3 separate regions of the Homo sapiens genome follow, and regions 2 and 3 are each linked to region 1. The links are chromatin contacts, found by Hi-C or POLR2A ChIA-PET in ENCODE. All regions are on one chromosome and are shown on one strand. The core of a region is the stretch at or near the end of the contact, and the rest is flanking DNA. Distances in the headings are between cores, read along the strand shown.

Region 1 (2,700 bases), core at 163-2,662:
GTCTCTCCTTAAAGCCGCCCACTAATATGTGTGAGCCGGTGAGGAACTGCATGTGGCTGCTACCAACATATGCCGAGTCACAGGGGCTTCAGCTAGGTAGGGGTGTCTTTCTCTTATGTAATCTGAAATTTCTCAGAAGCAGGTGGTCCAGGGCTGCTAGGGAGGCCCCACGATGTCATGAGAGACCCCAACTCTGTCTTCTGCTTCACCAGTCCTAAAACATGGCATTTCTCCACAAGCCTACATCATGGTCACGACATCTGCTTCAGCTCCCCTCTCACTCCTGAGTCCCAGGCAGGGAAAAGAAAGAAGAGGGAAAGCTCAGAGGCTGACTGTCAGAAGCATAAGCTTCCCCTTCAATAGCATTTCCTGAGGTTTCACCCAATAACTTCCTTTTATCGTATTGGCCATTGGAACTGTAGTTTGTAAGCTGAGCGTATTCCTAGAAGGAAGGAGAGAATGAAGATATAGATTACTAGAGGCCTCACCCATCTCCACTCGGGATAATAACAGCTACCATTTCTTTGGAGCTTACTATGTTTACATGAATTTATCTATCCTCAGAATAACCCTGGCAGATGAGTTTGTTATCCCATTTCACAGGTGAGGAAAGTGAAGTTTAGTGAGCTTAGGTTAACTGAACCACACCTAGTGAGGGCTGGGGACAAAATCTGAAACTAGATATGACTCAAATCCTACAGTCTTCACCTTACAGCACCTAACAAAGGGGCAGAGACACAGGACTCAGGCTTCCAAAGCTATGTTACAAAGCCACTCTCCCTTGGCGTGGTAACCACTGATACTTCCCTGTAAATGGAGGAAGCAGCATGAAAACAGGCTTTTTGAGGAAGGAGCTGCGGCCGCTGTCACCATTGTTGGGAAGGACAGAGCACTATACTCGGTTTGTATCTAGTAAGCAAGTTTGCCCAAGAGTTCATTTCCCCAGACTCTTAATCCATTCTCTGACCTGCTGTCACTCTTACAGACTCCAGGAGAAACCTTCCACATATCTGTGAAACTAGGTGATTTTGGTTTCACCATGATCAGTAAAAGATAATCAGTTCATCCTCTTTTACTATTTATACAGCTGTGTCCAGGATTTTGTAAAAAATCTTTTAAATGTACAATAAAGGTAAATCCTTTGGCTTTGTGAAAAGGTCCTTGGCTTCATAAAAGGACTCATTCCAGGGCTCCTTTAAGTGAAGGTCTCCAATATCTTTAAATATAAAATATTTTAAAGTAATAGCCACTCAAGAAAGAGGCCTGAGCACAGAGAAACTTAAAGCTAGAGTGTGTGACACAGCGCCACCTGAAGATCAAGCGGAGATGAAGAAGGGTAGCTATGTAGGTCAGCGGGGAAATGGAGCTGGTTGACAACAGGATCTTCCAACTGGCCTCTTTGACAGAGGGACGTCCAACTCTGCCTAGGGCATGTGACAGTGGAGAGACATCTAGGGTGGTCCTGCTTCACAATGATATGGCCTATGGTTTGTCGTCTTGAAGCCATTCGTCCTGGGTTCTCAGCGAAGCCTTGTCAACGTCGCTGATGTATCCCAAATCTTTGGAAAGCAGGGAAATCCTGCTCGCAGCTCATACCCGGGCTCTCCAGTCCCCTGCAGTACTGGAGGATGTCCAGCAGGTGGCGCAAAAGACAAGGGCTCGCCTTACCCATCTCTTGTCCTTATGAAGGAAATTTGACCAAAATGACAGCCCCCTCCTTCCTTCCCCTCCCTCCTTTCCTTCCTTCCATCCTCTCCTTCTCTTCTGTCCCTCTCTTTCTTCTTTATTCATTGAATCATCAAGTATCCATGAAAGACTACAAGCAGAGCTCTGTGCAAGATAATGGGGGGATGAATTAGGACAGGGTCCTTTGCCTTTGAGGAACCTGGAGTATAATAAAAAAGTAAAATAATAAACAACCGAAATACAAGAGGTGGCACAGGCTTCTGAGGGAGCAGTGTCACTCTTGAGCTGTATCATCGCAGCCTGCAGGTTCTGGAGTCAGACCAACCTGTCTTGTCTGTCTTCTGGTCCCGATTCCACACTTGCTGCAACCTTGTGCAAGCGCCTTAATGCCTCAAAGCCTCCGTTTCCTTATCTGTAAAATGAGGATAACAATAGATTGTCCTATGACATGTTCATAAGGTTGGCATAAGGAGTTAACATACCTAAAACATTTAGCACATTTTTAAAAAAACCAAAACGTTATTTAAAACATATAACTCATTCGTTCTTGCATGCATTCATTTATTCTATAGGCATTTGCATGACAACCATGTGAAGAAGGCTGTCCTTGTTATTATAGGAGGTACAAAGTAAATAGAAGGAATACTTCTCAGTGTGGGGATTTGCAGTCAGGGTGAATATTTCTTCAACATCTTCTTGAACACTTTTCTCTGTGACAGTCAAAATCAGCCTGGACTGAAAAGAGAAGAAAGCAGCCTAGCTGTTAATCCCGCTGGGAGGACACACTCTGATAAAGCCAGCTGCAGCATCCGCCGAAAATGCCATTTCTCCCGGGGTCAACCTATAGCTGGAAAATGCCAGGATGATCTCCCTTGAGTGAGCACTGCTTCCTCACCAATCGTGCCCTAGAGCCGCTTTGCTGCACCCCTCTTTTGCTACGAATCCCCAAATGCTGAGCCCTCCTTGCTCTTGCTGGCACCCAAACAGTAGTCAATCCTGCTGTTCCTGAGACTG
Region 2 (2,700 bases), core at 93-2,592, 1.1 Mb before region 1:
CCATGCCCGGCTAATTTTTGTATTTTCAGTAGAGACGGGGTTTCACCATGTTGGCCAGGATGGTCTCGATCTCTTGACCTCATGATCCACCTGCCTCGGCCTCCCAAAAAAGTGCTGGGATTACAGGAGTGAGCCACCGCGCCCGGCCGGTAGAGTTTGTAGTTCTGACCAAAGCACCAAACCATAAAGGGCTCCCCTCTGCTGCCCCAAAGCTTCTGTAACACTTTAATTATAAGAAGCTTAAACTAGAAAGAACAGAGGGAGCTTAGTCCAGACCGGGAGTGTCGGGGGTTGGGGAGCAGGAGCTGATCTTATCAATTTAATACATAAATATTGAGTGTCTACTGTGAGCCAGGGTTGTGCTGGGTGTTAAGGAATATTTGGGTATTTCTCAACATTGAATAATACGAAAAGTCTCACTTGTCTCCTCCACAACCCTGCGCATTTCTCACACCGAACCTCATCCGTTTAAGAAAAACTTTTCTTCTTCTACCGCTACATAATTTTACTTTGGCTTGCTTTAAATGCAAATGTTTAAACAGAAAATTAAAAATAATCGTATAATAAACACCCTTATTACCCATCACCGAAATTTTTAAAATTAGCATTTTTGCTCAAATAGAGCTTCGATTTTTAAGAAATTTTTGCTTAAGGAAAATTAACTAAAGACATCATAGCATCTCTTTCTAAAACACTTTGGTCTGCATCTCTAAAAATTAAGGAAAGTTTTGGAAAAAAAATCATATTGCCTAAGAAAATAATTTTAATGCCCCCCAATCTATATTCAAACTTTTCTAATAGATCCAAAAATGTCTTTTAAAGTTCGTACAAACCCAGGTCCTATCAAAGCTTATATATTACATTGCGTTATATCTTATATCTCTTAAGTCTTTTAAAATCTAGACTAGTAGCCTCCCCACCTTTTCTAGGTAACATCAATCTATTAAAGATCTAAAAGAAAGCGGCCCAGTTGTCCTATAGAATATCCCACCTTCTGTATTTAACTGCTTCTTCGTGGTGTGGAAAAATCATTTTTAACTCTTTCACTTCACCCCAGACACAGCAGGAACCAGCTCCTTTTCCTCAGGTCCTCCCCGCCTTGGCTCATTGCTCACCTTTCAGAACCTGCAGGAGCAGATCAATCCCCTCTTGGTAACACACCAGAGCCTGCGGATACCGCGACTCCGAATCTAGTTCTACTGCCCGCTTTAGCACAGTGGCTGCAGCTGTGCTCTGCGGGTCCTGCCTCAGCCCGGACTTCGCCATAATTCTGGAAGTTCTCCTCCGCCTCAACCCAGGATGAAGTTGAGCGGGTCTGCTGCGCTTCCGGGAAGTGGTCATGTGATACCCAGGCGCCTGCGCTCTCTTTCTAGGGACTTTCCTGAGTGGGAGGGATTTCGCCGGAACAAAAATGCCTCAGTTTGGAGGTCGCGCTCACTGCGACGGCAGGCTTTGAGTGTAGCACTTGGTAGTTCTTCCTCTGCTCTGCTTCCCTTCGGAGGAAAATTTCAGGCTGAAGGTTTAGCGGGTGCCGGTGAGTGGGGAATGAGTGGCGGAGAGTGCGGCATTCTTCGCAAGGTGTATCCGGGAACCCTCTGCAGATCCTAATTGATTTTCCCTATTGCGTACTGAATTGGCCGGTTACGGCAACCTAAATGGGTCTGCCCCTGATCCCGTCACATTGGCTCCCGTAAGGCCATTGGCCTGCAGGATCCCCCCGTTTCCCAATTTGCAGGATCCAGGGCCACGCGGCTTTTTGTGCCCAGACTCTTGGAGCTCAAGAACGGAGCCGCCGAGGCTGGACAGCTTGGGAAAGGGAACCCAAGCAGCATTTTCTGTGCTGCTGCTTTATTCATAACTTAGGGTTGCCACTGGGTATTAAGGTTGCTTTTTTTTTTTTTTAATGAAGACAGAAAATTGCCTTTATCTTTGTATTGCTTCATTTTATAATGCAAACATCCAAGAGTTGGCAGTTAGAATATTTGCCATTTTATTAAAACTGTGATTTGTTACCATTTTGATCGAGACCTACCAAAAGCTGTTTGTTCTGCCCTTTTTGCCAAGAGGCAGTAATGAGGGCTGCCTACTGCTTGTTAGGCACTAGGAGTTCAGAGAAGAGACACGCTTCCAGCTTTCAGAGATCTCTGGTATCTCTGCAAGAGTGATTCCATGTTTTGCATTTCAGAAGTGTTTTTCCCCCTTTAATAATTGTATACATTGTCGGTTTAGAAAAAGAAATCGATTTTTAACATTCCTGTTGCATGCATGCTCATTGTAAAAAGACAAAAGAACTATCGGTCGCTGGGGGGGAGAAGGGGGAGGAAAAACGCCTTTTTTCATACCCCCAGGGGTATGTTAACGTTTTTCTGACAACCTTCCAGAGTTTTTCTGTGATTACACACGTTCACAGACATTTAAAAAAATAGAAATGGGATCATACTTCTCCTGTGATGCCTGATATTTTCCTGTTTTACAGAAGACAGCGTAATTGTTTCAGGGTCCAGGAGTTACGTGCCTAATTATTAACAGTAACTTTTACTTTATTAAAACGTATTCCTTGCCGGGCGTGGTGGCTCACGCCTGTAATCTCAGCACTTTCGGAGGCCGAGGCGGGAGGATCACGAGGTCAGGAGATCGAGACCATCCTGGCTAACACGGTGAAACCCCGTCTCTACTAAAAATACAAAAAATTAGCCGGGC
Region 3 (2,700 bases), core at 91-2,590, 1.6 Mb before region 1:
TGAAACCAGCCTGGCCAACATGGTGAAACCCTGTCTCCACTAAAAATACAAAAAATTAGCCAGGCCTGGTGCCAAGTGCCTGTAATCCCACCTACTTGGGAGGCTGAGGCAGGAGAATCACTTGAACCCGGGAGGCAGAGGGTGCAGTGAGCTGAGATCACACCATTGCAGTCCAGCCTGGGCTAGAGGGAGACTATGTCTCGAACAAACAAACAAAAACAGCCTGGGCAACAAAGTGAGACCCTGTTTTTACAAAAAGTAAAAAAAAAAAAAATTAGCCAGGCATGGTGGTGCATGTCTGTGGCCCCAGCCGCACAGGAGGCTGAGGTGGGAGGATCATATGACCCAGGTCAAGGATGCAGCGAGCTGTGAACTGTGTTTGCACCACTGCACTCCAGCCTTGGCAAGAGAGGAAGACCCTGTCTCCAAAAAAAAAAAAAAAGCTCACTGACACCAGTGGACCAGTGGCTCAAACCTGTAACACCTGCTCTTTGAAAGGCAGAGGCAGCAGGATCATTTGAGGCCGGGAGTTCAAGACCAGCCTGGGCAACTTAGCAATACTCCCATCTCTACCAAAAAGAAATACAAAAATTAACCCAGTATGGTGGTGCATGCCTTAGTCCCAGCTTCCTGGGAGGCTAAAACAGGAGGATCACTTGAGCCCAGGTGTTTGAGGCTGCCATGAGCTATGACTGTGCCACTGCGCTCCAGCCTGTGTGACAGTCAGACTCTGTCTCTGAAAAACAAAAGAATGTTCATTGAATTTGACTTCGAAAGAACTGAACAATTAGAAACAATCTAAATGACCAACAAGAAGGTTGATTATGATATCTGAATAACAGGACTTCAAGAAGGGATTAAAAATCACACCAATCTGTATTTACTGGCATAGCAAGGTACCTATCAACAGTATGTTAAGTGACAGCAAAAAAGGTTATCAGACAGTACATACAGCATGATCCTCTACTGTAAAAGAGGGCTGTGTGAGAGTGACATCAGCGAGACAGAAACAGGAAACCCAGACACACAAGACACATTCCCCACACGAGACACAGATTTAAAATCTGAGCATTCCACAGCCAGAGGCCCTCTCTTGGGCACAGACCACAGTGAGGAAACACTCAATTCCCGACTTCTCCCTAAGGAGAGAAAGAAGTTGGTGTATACCCAGTGTTTTTGACTTTTTCGAGTGCAGCCAGAGGGAATGATTTCTGTCTCATCTAAATCATAGTGTCAGGAACAGGGCACCAGGTTGGGAGCTAAGAACAAAGGCCATCAGTTGGCACCAGAGGCTGCAGTACCAGAGACAGAAACTAGGTGGAGCTCCAGTACTGCAGCTTACTACAATACCAACAAGGCCACAGTGCTGCAGAGCTCCTGACTAGAAACCAGTCAACTTCAATTAGGAGATTACACCCACAAGCAGAGAGGACATGGCCCCAGAAAAGGCTCAAAGGGCTCCAGAGTCTTTAACTAGGCTGACTGAAGAAAATCCTTCCACTACAAAACCAAACTGCAAAGACTGGGAGAGGTGGCTGATTTTTCAAATGCCAAGATCCCAACAACAAAAAACAAGATATACAAATAAACAAAAATATGGTATATCCAAAGGAACAAGTTAAAACTCCAGAAACCAACCCCAAAGAAATGAAGACATATGAACTGCCCAGTAATTCAAAATAACTGTCATAAGATTGCTCAGTAAATTAAAAGAGAGCAGAGACAGACAACTAAATGAAATTTGGAATATGATGCATGAACAAAATGAGAATATCAATAGAGATAGAAACTATAAAGAGCCAAACAGAAATTCTAAAACTGAAGAATACAAAACCTGAATTGAAAATTTCACTAGAAGGACTAAACAGCAGACCTGAGCAGGCAGAAGAATCAGTGAACTTAAAGATAGGACTTTTGAAATTACTGAGGCACAGGAGCAAAAAGAAAAAAGAATAACAGAAAAATAGCGATACCCTAAGGGACCTATGGACAGCACAAAGTGAAACAACATACACATTATGAGAGTTCTACAAGGAGAAGAGAGCCTATTTGAACTTCCCAAATATGAGGATAGAAATGGACATACAAATTCAAAAAGTTCAAAGAACCCCAACTACAATAAATTGATCTACACCAAGAAGAATCATAATGAAGTTGTCAAAAGTCACAAAGAATCCTGAAAGCCATAAGAGGAAAGTGACCCAACAAATACAAGATAACGTCTATTAGATTATCAGCAGATTTCCCAGAAGAAACTTTATTATAGGCTAGAAGAGGGTGGAATGATATGTTCAAAGTGCTAAAACATACTAAACAAAAACTGGCCAGCCAAGAATATTATATCTGACAAAATTGTAATTCAAAAGTAAAGAAGGCCAGGCGCGGTGGCTCACACCTGTAATCCCAGCACTTTGGGAGACCGAGGCAGGTGGATCACCTGAGGTCAGGAGTTCGCGACCAGCCTGAACAACGCGGTGAAACCCCATCTCTACTAAAAATACAAAAATTAGCTGGGTGTGGTGGTGGGCACCTGTAACCCTAGCTACTCGGGAAGCTGAGGCAGAATGGCGTGAACCCGGAAGGTGGAGCTTACAGTGAGCCGAGATCGCGCCACTGCACTTCAGCCTGGGCGACAGAGCAAGACTCCATCTCAAAAAAAAGGAAAAGAAAAAAAGAATGTTCAGGCTGGGCGCAGCAAGG

The links. A loop is a pair of places that touch in the nucleus more often than their neighbours do. ChIA-PET counts read pairs that join two places held with the same protein, here RNA polymerase II (POLR2A). Pooled maps may share reads with other maps.
Region 2: a loop to region 1 is called in a map of IMR-90, with 19 times the contacts of the local background. The contact joins the promoter of MITD1 here to the enhancer-like site in region 1. A Hi-C loop is called at or near these places in 1 of 168 maps with a recorded cell type or tissue (IMR-90) and 4 of 50 pooled maps. POLR2A ChIA-PET finds 5 or more read pairs at or near these places in 1 of 52 experiments (AG04450).
Region 3: a loop to region 1 is called in a map of IMR-90, with 6 times the contacts of the local background. The contact joins two enhancer-like sites. A Hi-C loop is called at or near these places in 1 of 168 maps with a recorded cell type or tissue (IMR-90) and 10 of 50 pooled maps. POLR2A ChIA-PET finds 5 or more read pairs at or near these places in 1 of 52 experiments (OCI-LY7).

The regions. Positions count from the first base shown.
Region 1 is chr2:100,261,406-100,264,105 of GRCh38, forward strand. No RefSeq gene overlaps it. Among named protein-coding and RNA genes, the nearest start is that of LINC01104, 55 kb to the left of the region's middle. Within about 2 kb of position 1,413, at least 2 of the 41 ENCODE cell types and tissues checked have a DNase peak (open chromatin) inside an H3K27ac peak, as active enhancers do.
Region 2 is chr2:99,179,716-99,182,415 of GRCh38, forward strand. MITD1 (microtubule interacting and trafficking domain containing 1) reads right to left here and starts at 1,343. Exons shown (of 7, transcript NM_138798.3): 1 at 1,116-1,343. The coding sequence starts at 1,266. It overlaps MRPL30 (mitochondrial ribosomal protein L30), which reads left to right and starts at 1,469. Exons shown (of 6, transcript NM_145212.4): 1 at 1,469-1,534. RefSeq lists enhancers at 1,011-1,150, 1,161-1,390, 1,411-1,460 and a silencer at 1,678-1,850.
Region 3 is chr2:98,648,296-98,650,995 of GRCh38, forward strand. The region is part of intron 8 of MGAT4A (alpha-1,3-mannosyl-glycoprotein 4-beta-N-acetylglucosaminyltransferase A); the gene reads right to left. Among named protein-coding and RNA genes, the nearest start is that of UNC50, 41 kb to the left of the region's middle. Within about 2 kb of position 1,341, at least 2 of the 41 ENCODE cell types and tissues checked have a DNase peak (open chromatin) inside an H3K27ac peak, as active enhancers do.